Regions from separate parts of the Homo sapiens genome. Here region 2 is linked to region 1. Evidence: chromatin contacts called from ENCODE Hi-C or POLR2A ChIA-PET data. All regions are on one chromosome and are shown on one strand. Each heading gives the region's core, a stretch centred on a gene start or an enhancer-like site at or near the end of the contact. The rest is flanking DNA. Distances are from core to core; before and after follow the strand shown.

What was found. A loop is a pair of places that touch in the nucleus more often than their neighbours do. ChIA-PET counts read pairs that join two places held with the same protein, here RNA polymerase II (POLR2A). Pooled maps may share reads with other maps.
Region 2: a pooled map shows a loop between it and region 1 (4-fold over the local background). The contact joins two enhancer-like sites. A Hi-C loop is called at or near these places in 7 of 50 pooled maps. POLR2A ChIA-PET finds 5 or more read pairs at or near these places in 6 of 52 experiments (A549, B cell, GM10248 and 3 more).

What each region holds. Positions count from the first base shown.
Region 1 is chr7:3,089,273-3,095,321 of GRCh38, forward strand. It overlaps LOC105375130 (a long non-coding RNA gene), which reads right to left. Exons shown (of 2, transcript XR_007060191.1): 2 at 4,854-6,049. Among named protein-coding and RNA genes, the nearest start is that of CARD11, 48 kb to the left of the region's middle. Within about 2 kb of position 3,324, at least 9 of the 41 ENCODE cell types and tissues checked have a DNase peak (open chromatin) inside an H3K27ac peak, as active enhancers do; they include B cell, where a contact is called at or near this core.
Region 2 is chr7:2,861,653-2,867,273 of GRCh38, forward strand. No RefSeq gene overlaps it. Among named protein-coding and RNA genes, the nearest start is that of GNA12, 20 kb to the left of the region's middle. RefSeq lists enhancers at 762-1,408, 2,057-2,186 and a silencer at 2,964-3,043. Within about 2 kb of position 2,768, at least 39 of the 41 ENCODE cell types and tissues checked have a DNase peak (open chromatin) inside an H3K27ac peak, as active enhancers do; they include B cell, where a contact is called at or near this core.

The sequences.
Region 1 (6,049 bases), core at 2,074-4,573:
CAGGGACAGGTGAGGGGTGCCGACAGTGTCAGCGAAGGGTCTGGGGACCAGCAGGAAGCAGGAATGATGGGATGTGGTGGGAAGGGAATGATTCTGCTGAAAGTGGGGAGGCACCAGAGGGTACCTCGTTAGCAGCTTGACCGGGATCATGGCCAGCTCCAATTGGTCTACACGAATGGTACTCTGAGGGTCATTTGTCATGCAAGTAACCCCTGCCCTCCCACCTTCTGGCTTTTAATATATTAGCCCGGGAAATGCCCGGCAGGAACGCAAACCGCTGGAAAAGATCTCTGGGTTGCATTCCAGGCAGACGGCAGTGGTACCCACTCCCCGTCTCCACCAGGAGACCCCTCTGGAGGGAGGTGGCCGGGTCAGGCTCAGCTTGGGGCAGCGCATTCTTTCTCGGTCCACTAGGGGGACATTTACTAAATCCCCACAACCTGCAAATTCCATCCTTGCTGGGACAAATGGCTCCCTCGTGTCTCTCAAGACCCACTGCTGTTTGTTAACCTGCTGGACAGCCAATCTCTTATAGCTTTCAGGGGACAGGAACATATCAAGTTCTTTCCTTTTTTATTTTTTTAAACAGTGAATGTGAATGTACTGCAGATTTCCCGTGAAATGCTCCATCGTGGGAGTTACTAACTGATGAGTGCATTCATTCGTTCCTTCATTCATGCGTAGGGTACCTACTATGGGCCAGGCCTGTGCAAGGCTCTTGAAGGACAACTGGGAAGAAAAATCAGACATGGCCCTATTCTTATGGCACTTACGATTCAGTGGGAAGCTAGACAATAACCAAATAATTGCATAAACAAATGTAAAAAATCATCAATTTAGGCCGGGTGCTGTGGCTCACGCCTACGATCCCAGTGCTTTGGGAGGCTGAGGTGGGTGGATCACTTGAGCTCAGGAGTTTGAGACCAGCCTGGGCAACATGGCAAAACCCTGTCTCTTAAAAAAAAAAAAAATTATCCAGGCGTAGTGGTGTGGACCTGTAGTCCCAGAGTCTCAGGAGTCTGGGGTGGGAGGATCCCTTGAGCCCAAGAGGTTGAGGCTGCAGTGAACTATGATGGTGCCATTGCACTTCAGCCTGGGAAACAGAGCAAGAACTTGTTTAAAAAAAAAAAAAACAAAAAACAAAACAAAACCTCACAAATGTATTTATCTTTTGAGACAGGGTCTCACTCAGTTGCCCAGGCTGCAGTACAGTGACTTGATCAGAGCTTATTGCAGCTTCTAACTCCTGGACCAAGTGATGCTCCCATTTCAGCCTTTTGAATAGCTGGGACCACAGGTGTGTGCCACTAAAAGATTGTTTTCTGTAGAGAAGGGGTCTCCCTGTGTCCCGGCTGGTCTTGGACTCAAGGGATCCTCCCACCTCAGCCTCCTAAAGTACGGGGATTACAGATGTAAGCCACCACACCCAGCCACAAATTTCTACAAAGAAGAGTTACACAGTGTTCTCACAGTCTACAGTAGGAGGGTTGGACTCGCTCAAAAGGAGGGGAGCTTCTCTGAGGAAGTGGCCCAAAAGATGAGAGAGAGTCAATTAGGTTTTTAAAAAAAAAAAAAAAAAAAAGCCATCCAGGCTGGGGAATGAGCATTTGCAAAGGCCCTGTGGCAGGGGGCTCATGGCAAGCAGGAGGTCAGAGTGGAAAGGGAGGGGCGCAGGGCAAGAAGAGATGTGGAGGGGGCAAGGGCCAGGCTTGGAGGGTCAAGTTAAGACACTTTAGTCTTTATCCTAAGAGTAATGGGAACCCCTGAAGGATGTAAAGGGAGTAACTTGGTCAAATTTGTGTTTTAGAAAGACCAGCTGGGGCATGCCTGGTGGCTCATGCCTGTAATCCCAGCACTTTGGGAAGCTGAGTCAGGAGAATCACTTGAGGCCATGAGTTCGAGAACAGTCTGGGCAAAACAGTGAGACCCCAGCTCTACAAAAAATAATTAGCCAGGCGTGAAGGTACACACCTGTAGTCCCAGCTACTCAGGAGGCTGAGGTGGGAGAATTGCTTGAACCCGGGAGTTCAAGGCTTCAGTGAGCTACAATCCTGCCCCTGCACTCCAGCCTGGGCGACAAGAGAGAAACCCTATCTTAAAAAAATAAAAATAAAGGCCACCCTGGCTGCTCGCAGGGGGCTGGACTGCCCCCACCACATGGCCCTGCAGAAATGAAGGCCTAGTCCCTGGGTGGTGGGAGGGCTGCTGGCAGAAAGTCCCGGCTCCCCATCCTTCAGGGATAGTGGCTGTGGGGAACGTGCTGGCTCTGAGGCATACTCCATTCCAGGACAGCCAGCAGCTGATGCATGATCAACGAGGGGTAAAAAGGCCCAGACTCAGCTCTGAGGGTCTCCCCACCCCATTTCCAGATTCCCTTCAGGGTTGTCTGAAGCCTTCACGGAGGCTGCCTCAAAGCTCAATATCCTTCCTGCCTAATTCTGTACTTTTCCCTTCCCCGGATGCCAGTCCTAAGAGAACCCCTTGACAGATCTCCTGCACAGTCTCCTCCCTCTCTGAGTCTGCTTCCTGGGGCACCCACCCCTCCACCCTCCGGCAGGAGAAGGGATCAGAGACAGTACAGAGTGGAGGAGGGGATGGGCTCTCTAAGTCAGATGGAGCGAGCTCACGGCCTGCACTGGGTGGTGACGGAAGAGACCCAGGCAAGGAGGGCGCCTGTCAGGGCTAAATCATGTCCCCACAAACGATGTTAAACCTCCAAAAGATCATGTCCTAACCCCCAATGCCTGCAAATGCCATCTTATTTGGAAACAGGGTCTTTGCAGATAATCAAGTCAAGATGAGGTTCTTAGGGTGGGCCCTAAACCAAGATGACTAGTGTCTTCATGAAAAGGGAAATTTGGACACAGACACACAGGAGAGCACACGTGAGGATGAAGGTGGAGATCAGAGGGATGCGTCTACAAGTCGAGGATCACTGCAGATTGTGGAGAACCACCGGGAGCTGGGGAGAGGCCTGGGGCAGGTTCTCTGCCCCCAGAAGGAACCAACCCTACCAACACCTTGATCTTGGACCTCTGGCCTCCAGCCCCATGAGGCCATACATTTCTGTTGTTTAAGTTGCCCTGTTTGTGGTACTTTGTCGTGGCAGGCCCAGCATACTAATATAGGACCCAAGAGGTAGCTGGGGAAAGATTGGGCAAACTGTGTGCATGGCATCATTACTCAGGTCAAAAATTTGAAATGAAGCTCAAACTTAAAAATATTGGTAAGTATGAAAAAAAAAGCATGATAAAAAAAAAAAAAAGAAAAGCTATTGCTGCTAAAGGAAGAAGGGTAGGGTTTCCCCACCTCCATCAGCTTGCAAAAATGAGGCTGGTGACGTGGCTGTGGGTCTCATTTCCTGCACGGCCTGTTGGGGTTTGTGTAGTTTCTGGGCACTCAGCTTGAGAGGCTGACCTCCCAAAGGCATTGGGAGCCTGCGGGAGCCAGCCAGGGGGAGCACAGCTGTGCAGCCATGCCTGTTTGTCCTGACCCTACAGCAGGACGCAGGCGCCCCACCACCCAGAACCCCAGAACCGGATGTAGGAGGTGGTGAGAGCTGCATTGGTTGATTTCCTATTTTCTTCCTTCCTATTTTTTTTTTTTTAATTTTTTAGAGCAAGGTCTTGCTCTGTTGCCCACGCTGGAGTGCAGTGGTTCAATCATAGCTCACTGCAGCCTCTACCTCCCGGGCTCAAGCAATCCTCCTGCCTTAGCCTCCTGAGTAGCTGAGACCACAGATGCATGCCACCATGCTCGGCTAATTTTTAATTTTTTTTTTTTTTTTTGTAGAAAAGGGGGGTCTTGCTATGTGGCTCAGGCTGGTCTCAAACTCTGAAGCTCAAGTGATCCTCCCACGTTGGCTGCCCAAAGTGTGGGGATTATAGGCGTGAGGCACCGCACCTGGCCTGATCTCCTATTTCAGTAATGTATCACCTCCTGTGCAAAGAAGGAAGATTGTTGCAAATTAAACATAAAAACATGAAAGCTTTTCAAGCTGGGTATCTAAGTAGCCTTTTCATTCCCACCAACTCCATGACAGATTCCTATATGTGTTGTGCATAACCATTATTAAAATAACAATATCGCCCTGTTGGAAGAATTCAGAATGTCACTAGAACATTCTAAAGATAAAGGCCAAAAAAAACCCAAACCCCCCCCCCACACACACAAAAAACACAACCAAGCTTTATCTTTGGAACAGAATAAGGTTAAAAAAAATTAAAATAATCACAAAGGTATGATTTAATCTTTACAATGTTATAAATATTAATATGAAAAAGACTTTATATTGGGAAACATTATTATACAGTATAACGCTAATTTTATGAAAATCAATTCATTTAGTGCTCATACATTTTTTACCTCTCTCTTTGGCTTTTGCTGACGATTTACGTCTTATCATTTTCTACTTCAACACCTACCACCTTGCACTGGGGTACAGTGCAGGATTTGGACATCACAATTTTTTCTTCAGTAATGCCCCAAGGTTTCCCACAGATAAGAGGAGAAGGTTGGCCAGGTGTGGTGGCTCATACCTGTAATGGCAGCACTTTGGAAGGCTGAGGTGGGAGGATCACTTGAGCCTGGGTGTTTGAAATCAGTCTGGGTAACATAATGAGACCTCATCTCTATTAAAATTAAAAAACTAGCCAGGCATGGTGGTGAACACCTATAGTCCCAGCTACTCGGGAGGCTGAGGCAGGAGGATCACTTGAGCCCAGGAGGTTGAGGCTGCAGTGAGCCATGATTGTACCACTGCACTCCAGTCTGGGCCCCAGAGCAAGATCCTATCTCAAAAACAGCAACAACAAAAGAATAGGATGTTGCCAAAATAGGACAAACAACTGAGCTGAACGTTGGATGTTTTTAATCATAAGCATGGCTTGATTTACATCACTCCCTTCAGAAATGCAAAGGCTTCAGACATCGAGCCAAAGGCAAAACCATTGCAGGTATGTGGGGCCGGGAGAGCCCCAGCGAAGTCAGCTTGGTGCCCACTCCAGGCAGGCACAGGGCCAGCCCTGCTATGCTCCTTATCTCCTTTAATCCCCTAGCAACCCCAGAAGGTAGGTTTGTGATGATCCACACTCTGCAGATGAGGAAACTGAGGTTCAAGAGAGTTACTAACTTGCCCCTGGACATGCCCCTGGGAAGTGGCCGGGATGAGTTGGAAACCCATATCTACTTAGCTCCATGGTCCGGCTCTGTGTGCACTAAGACATCAATTACCCCCCGGGACTGGAAACCAGAAGGAGGCGGGCAATAGGTTGTGTTTGCTGACGGATCCCACCCAGAACTGATCCTACTGGATCTCCCTTAGGGAGACTCAGGAATCCTCACTACAGTGAATTACATGCACAGTTTTGGTGGCCAGAGGGGCATTTAGATGATGGCTACAGGAGTGCTTTTTTGAAAGCTTCATTAACTATACAAGTCAATACCCTATTGCAATTTCCATGAAATGGGTAATTCGGTGAAGTTCTTTTTTAACAAAATGTTGCATCAATGAGGGAATTCAGGGTGGGAGATCAACAGGAAGTTACAGTTGGAACCAATTTCAACCCACATAGAAAGATCCGGAAGCCTTGCAAGGAGACCATCACAGTAATCCGGCGTGAGAGTGCCGAGGCGTAGCTGCTGGAATCATCGCCCATTTTTCTAATTTGCAGCCTAGGAGCTGATCGTGCAACCCTGTTAGGGAGCTAATATAGGATGAAGATGGGACAAGTTGGTGTCGAGAGTAACACGCCGGCTCCTTAGCGGAGGTCTGAAGAACAATCGAGTTGAATTAATTTCTAAGAGACCCCATGACAGATTCTTGATGATGATCCCCAATTAGGGAAACCTCGGTTTCGTTTTTGTTTAATGTCAGGAAGTTAAGAGGCTGTGGGCGGATGGCTGTGAAAGACACGGAGGGTGAAAGCCTTGCCTCTCTTGAAACGTATGGGGCCGTGGCTGCAGGTCCTTTCATGCCTTCTCCAAAGAGGAAGTCGTGAAATCTGTGTGTCTCAGCCCATGTCCAAAGAGGGAAACGCTGTGATGAGAA
Region 2 (5,621 bases), core at 1,518-4,017, 230 kb before region 1:
TACACTTTAGATAATCTCTAGATTACTTGTAATACCTAATTCAATGTAAATGCTGTTCCAGACCAGCCTGGGCAACATAGTGAGACCCCATCTCCACTAAAGAAAAATTTACAAAAAAAAAAAAAAGATAATGGCCGGGTGTGGTGGCTTACCCCTGTAATTCCAGCACTGTGGGAGGTCGAGGCAGGCAGAGCACTTGAGGTCAGGAGTTTGAGACCAGCCTGGCCAACATGGCGAAACTCTGTCTCTAATAAAAATACAAAATAATTAGCCAAGCGTGGAGGCATGTGCCATCACAGAGTGATACCCTGTCTTAAAAAAAAAAAAAAAGAAAGAAAAAGAAAAATTGAGCCAGCCACGGTGGTGCTCACCTGTAATCCCAGCTACTTGGGAGGCTGAGGTGGGAGGATCACTTGAACCTGGGAGGCGGAGGCTGCAATGAGCTGAGATCGCACCAATGTACTCCAGTCTGGGCAACAGAGCAACGCTTGGTCTCGAAAATAAATAAATCAATAAATATAGTTGTTAGATTGTATTTTTAAGGTGTTTATTTTTTATTGTTGTATTGTTATTTTAAGAAATATTTTCCATCCCTGGGTGATTGAATCCATAGATGCAGAACAAGCAGCTATGAGGGGCTGAGAGTGTGTGTGTGTGTGTGTGTGTGTGTGTGTATACATAATTTATTAATTACATATAAAAAAATCTCCTACTGGTTTTGTTTCTCTGGAGAACCCCCAACTAATACAGTACTAGTTATGCCTCTCCCAGCTAAGGTCCCAGGAAGTACAATTCTACCCATTACCCTTAAGACATCACAGATGATCGGTCAGTACTAATAAGTGCTGTACGGTTATTGGACAGATTCGAGTTAACGTATGGAGAACAGGCAGGGTGCAAAGTGCATCCTGGCGTAGACCCCAGCTCTGCCAGGCACTAGCTCTGTAGGCTCTTGAACAACTTCCTTACCTCCCTGTGCCTTGTTTTCTTTTTTTTTTTTTCCCGAGACGGAGTCTCTCTCTGTTGCCCAGGCTGGAGTGCAGTGGCAGGATCTTGGCTCACCACAACCTCCACCTCCCGGGTTTGAGCAATTCCCCTGCCTCAGCCTCCTGAGTAGCTGGGATTACAGTTGTGTGCCATCACGCCTGGCTAATTTTTGTATTTTTAGTAGAGACGGGGTTTCACTATGTTGGCCAGGCTGGTCTCGAACTCCTTACCTCACAATGCGCCCTCCTCGGCCTCCCAAAGTGCTGGGATTATAAGTGTGCGCCACCGCACCCGGCCCTTGGTTTTCTATTCTGTAAAACGGAAGTGACCCGGTGGAGATAAAGGGGTAAATGCAGAGAATGAACTCAGAACATGCCGGTCGCCTTGGCAGTGCTCGCTAAGTGTTTGCATTTTTTTCCCTCCCTGTAACCGCTAGACCACCACGGAACTTGCATTTTTTGCTACTGGATGACAGGTCTTCCTCCTCTCCCAGGGTGGCTGTCTGGCAGGTTTCCCCACTTCCTGCAGTCTTCTCTGCCCTAGGGGACCAGTAGCCATGTTTCTGCCCCAACAAGTAACCTCCTTGCCCTGTCCTGGCTCCCGGGATCCTTCCTCTGGTGGTCTGCACGGGCCACGGCGCTCAGGGTGCCGCAGCGGCAAAGTGGGCAGTGGTCGCCCGTGTTCCAGGGAAGGAGGAGGGTGAGGGCGCCTGACCTCAGAGACCCCCAGAAGGTATCTGTGGGGGCACAGATGACCAGGAGCCCTGGAGTTAGTTCCATTTGCTGGCTGTGACCTTGGAAAGCCAGCAATGATTCAGGACCGGCTGCACAATTTGTGCAAAATGAAAATGTGGGGCCTCTTGTCCAAAAAGTATTACGAATTTCAAAACAGCCACAGCAGAGCACCACGCCGAGCAAGGGCCCTTCTCAGTACAGACCCTGAGCCTCCCGAGAGTGTGAGTGCTGGGGAAATCTGGGGAAAGAGGCCAAGGCTGTCCAGAGCCGAGCCCCTCCCTGGGGATTGTGTCTGGGGCCCGCAAACTCCCCAGGCGGAGGGAAGAGCCAGTCCTCCGGAGACGCTGGGCACCGAGCCTCCTCCAGGCCCGGAGAACGAGCCTGTAGCCTGTCGCTGTTTGCTGAGGGCCCTGACCTCTGTGGGAACACACAGGAAGTGGTTCATTTTCTCCCCACCAGTGACTCACTCCCGTCAGCCCTGCCCTTTCCAATCTCTGCTTCCTGTCCCTTAGCCTCAGCTTGGGTAATTCTGGGCAATAGAAAGGCCAGTCTGGTTGAGTCTGAAACTGCCATCTCACATGCAATTTCGCACTCATCTTGTCCCCCACTGAAGGGCTGGCTTAGCCTTGGCCGGAGAGCCCTGGAGAAGGAGGGGAGAGGTCGGGGGGACTGGCTGCGGTCCTTCCTCTTTCTCCTGGCTTCTGGGGTTGGGAGGGGAAGAGGAGGAAGAGGAGGAGGAGGAGAAGGTCTGGAGTGTCGGCACAATAGTAATATCAATAACAATAGCAGCTAATATTTACTGCAAGTGGTTCTCTGGGTCTGGAGATGCTCCAAGCACTTTTCTGACCGTAAGTTATGGCATTAAGTTTTGTAACTAGGAGGTAGGTCCTGTAATAAGGTCCTGTTGTAATTCCCATTTTTCTCTGTTGAGGAAACAGGCTGAGACAAGGTAGGTAATGTGCCCAAGGCCACAAAATTAGGAGGTGGCAGAGTCAGGATTGGAACCCAAGGTCTTCCTGATTCCACATCCGTTGCCCAGTCACTCCACTGCCTCACTTTCGCAAGAGTCCATATAAAGTTCCTGAGGTTGGGGCCTGGGACCTGTGGCAAGGTAAGTGTCCAGGGATTCAGCTAAGATGAGGCTTACACTTTTTTTTTTTTTGATAGAGTCTCTCTCTGTTGCCCAGGCTGGAGTGCAGTGGCAAGATCTCAGCTCACTACAACCTCTGCCTCCTAGGTTCAAATGATTCTCCCACCTCAGCCTCCCGAGTAGTTGTGACTACAGGCATGTGCCACCACGCTTGGCTAATTTTTCTATTTTTTGGTAGAGACGGGGTTTCACTGTCGGCCAGGCTGGTCTCAAACTCCTGACCTCAAGTTATCACCCCGCCTCGGCCTCCTGAAGTGTTGGGATTACAGGCGTGAGCCACTGCGCCCGGCCTGAGATGAAGCTTATTGAGGGTACTGAGAAAGATTTTTGACTCAATTTCTGAACCTTGTGAATTCTCACAGCACTTAACAGTAAGGAATTATCTGATATTTACATGCTTGTTATCTGCTTTCCTCATTAGGATGCAAACTTCATAAAACCATTTTGTTCATCTCTTCCTGATACCTGGTATGCGCTCACTAAATGCTTGGGAACGTGAATGAATGAATGAAACGTCTTCTGACGTGATCCTTGTATCTACATCTCCTTGCTGCGGCCAAGTCTCAGGTGCACCCTGAGCTCAGTGGTGGTCTTGCCTTTGCCCAGAGTGGGATGGGGTCCAGGTGGGGTGTCCCAAGCAGCCTGAAGAACATGACTCGAAATTCCCATCTGTGACCACCAGGTGTCGCTCATGCCACACAAGGAAACCCATAGATGGCCTCTGCTGAATTAGGGGTGCAGCGGGTGGGGAAATCTCATCTGTGACCACAGATGAGTTATCCAGGCTGCCATTTGTTCTCATTAGGTCCTGGATTTCCTCCTCAGAACCAGACAGATGTGATCAGCATTGTGGGCCGAGGGCCGGCACCTCCCCACCTCCCCGGCTATGGGTAGCTGTAGGGTGTCAGGGAGGGGATGCTGGGGTTCAGGCCCCGGATTCCATCCAGCTGCAGCCGTGTCACTGCCACTCCTCCTGCCCCCAAGCTTTGGCCTTGGCTGCCCAGGTAAGGCTGGCCCGGCACAGCCATTCATCAGTGTCAGCCGCCAGATGCCCCTCACAGGGCTCCCGTCCTCCGGGAACACTCCCAGGCCCCTAGCAACAAACTCAGCTTCCTGCCCTCATGGCACCGGCATCTTCCCCACTCCTTTTGCCGGGGTCTAAGTTTGGGGTGCATGCTTCCAGCCCCAGGAGCCCCCTCAATATCACACTGAGGTTGACTTGGCCATTTCTGCTTTCAGCCAACATAACCGGGTTCTAGAAGCTTCCTGACCGCTGTGGGAGGGTCACTTGGCCAGCAGGCAAGCGTTTCTTATTCCATGTACTTGAGTGAAGCAAAACCAGGGCTGTGTTTTTTTCCTTTTTTTTTTCTTTCTTTTTTTTTTTGAAACCAAGTCTCTCTGTCGCCCAGGCTGGAGATAACAGGTGCCCACCACCACGCTCAGCTAATTTTTGTATTTTTAGTAGAGATAAGGTTTCACCATGTTGGTAAGGCTGGTCTTGAACTGCTGATCTCAAGTGAACCACATGCCTTGGCCTCCCAAAGTGCTGGGATTACAGGTGTGAGCCACCACGCCTGGCCCTTTTTTCTTTTATTTGAGACAGGGTCTCGCTTTGTTGCCCAGGCTGGAGTGCAGTGGTGGGATCACAGCTCATTGCAGCCTCAACCTCCAGGGCGCAAGCGGTCCTCTCACCTCAGCCTCTTGAGTAGCTGGGACCAGAGGTGCTTGACACCACACCTGACTCATTAATTTTTTATATTTTTTGTAGAGACGGGGTTTTGCCATATTGCTCAGGCTGGTCTTGAACTCCTGAGCTCAAAGGATCCTCCTACCTTAGCCTCCCAAAGTGCTGGGATTACAGGTATGAGCCACTGTACCCGGCTAGGACTGTGTTTTTCTGTGACCCAACCTAATCGTTATTTCCAGCCCCTTTTCAGACTGATGATGGAAAATGTCATCTTGGCCAATTCCAGATGAACTTGGTCATTTAAGCTCAATTCTGAGCATTCCTTTGCTCACCTGGCGTGGCAGGTATGCTCTAGGGGGTGGTATAAACTTATGGCCCTGGGGAGGCTCCAGTTCCCCCTCCAACACAGATGTCTCCTGGAGGGACATTGTCATGTGCCATCCCCCACCCTCCATGCTGGTTATCCCAGAGGTGCCTGGTTCTCTGTGGAGGGCATTTTCTCTGCATCTTGCTAGCAGTCCCTGACTAATTTCCCGGCCTCACATCCTCCCGTGCTCCCATGGGGGCCATGGGAGACTTGGGGACCGTCTTTCTTGGACCCCTGCCAGGTGCCTTCTGTGTTAGTGAGATGTGCCCTTCCCTGGGTGGAAGGTTGACTTCCCATTCCCTGGGTTGGCTTCCCATTTCCCTGGGTGCCATCTGTGCCAGTTTGTTCTTGCATTGCTATAAAGGAGTACCTGAGACTGGGTAATTGATAAAGAAAAGGGGTTTAATTGGCTCACAGTTCTGCAGGCTGTATAGGAAGTGCGGTGCTGCCTTCTGCTTCTAGTGAGGTCTCCGGAAGCTTCCAATCATGGCGGAAGGTACAGGCGGCAGGAGTGAGAGAGAGAAGGGGGAGGCCCCAGACTCTTAAACGACCAGAGCTCTTAAACCCAGATTCTTAAACAACCAGATCTCATGTAAACTGAGCAAAAACTCACTCATCACCAAGCGAATGTGGCTAAGCCACTCGTGAGGGGTCTGCCTGCCGTGATCCAACACCTCCCACCAGGCCCTGCCTCCA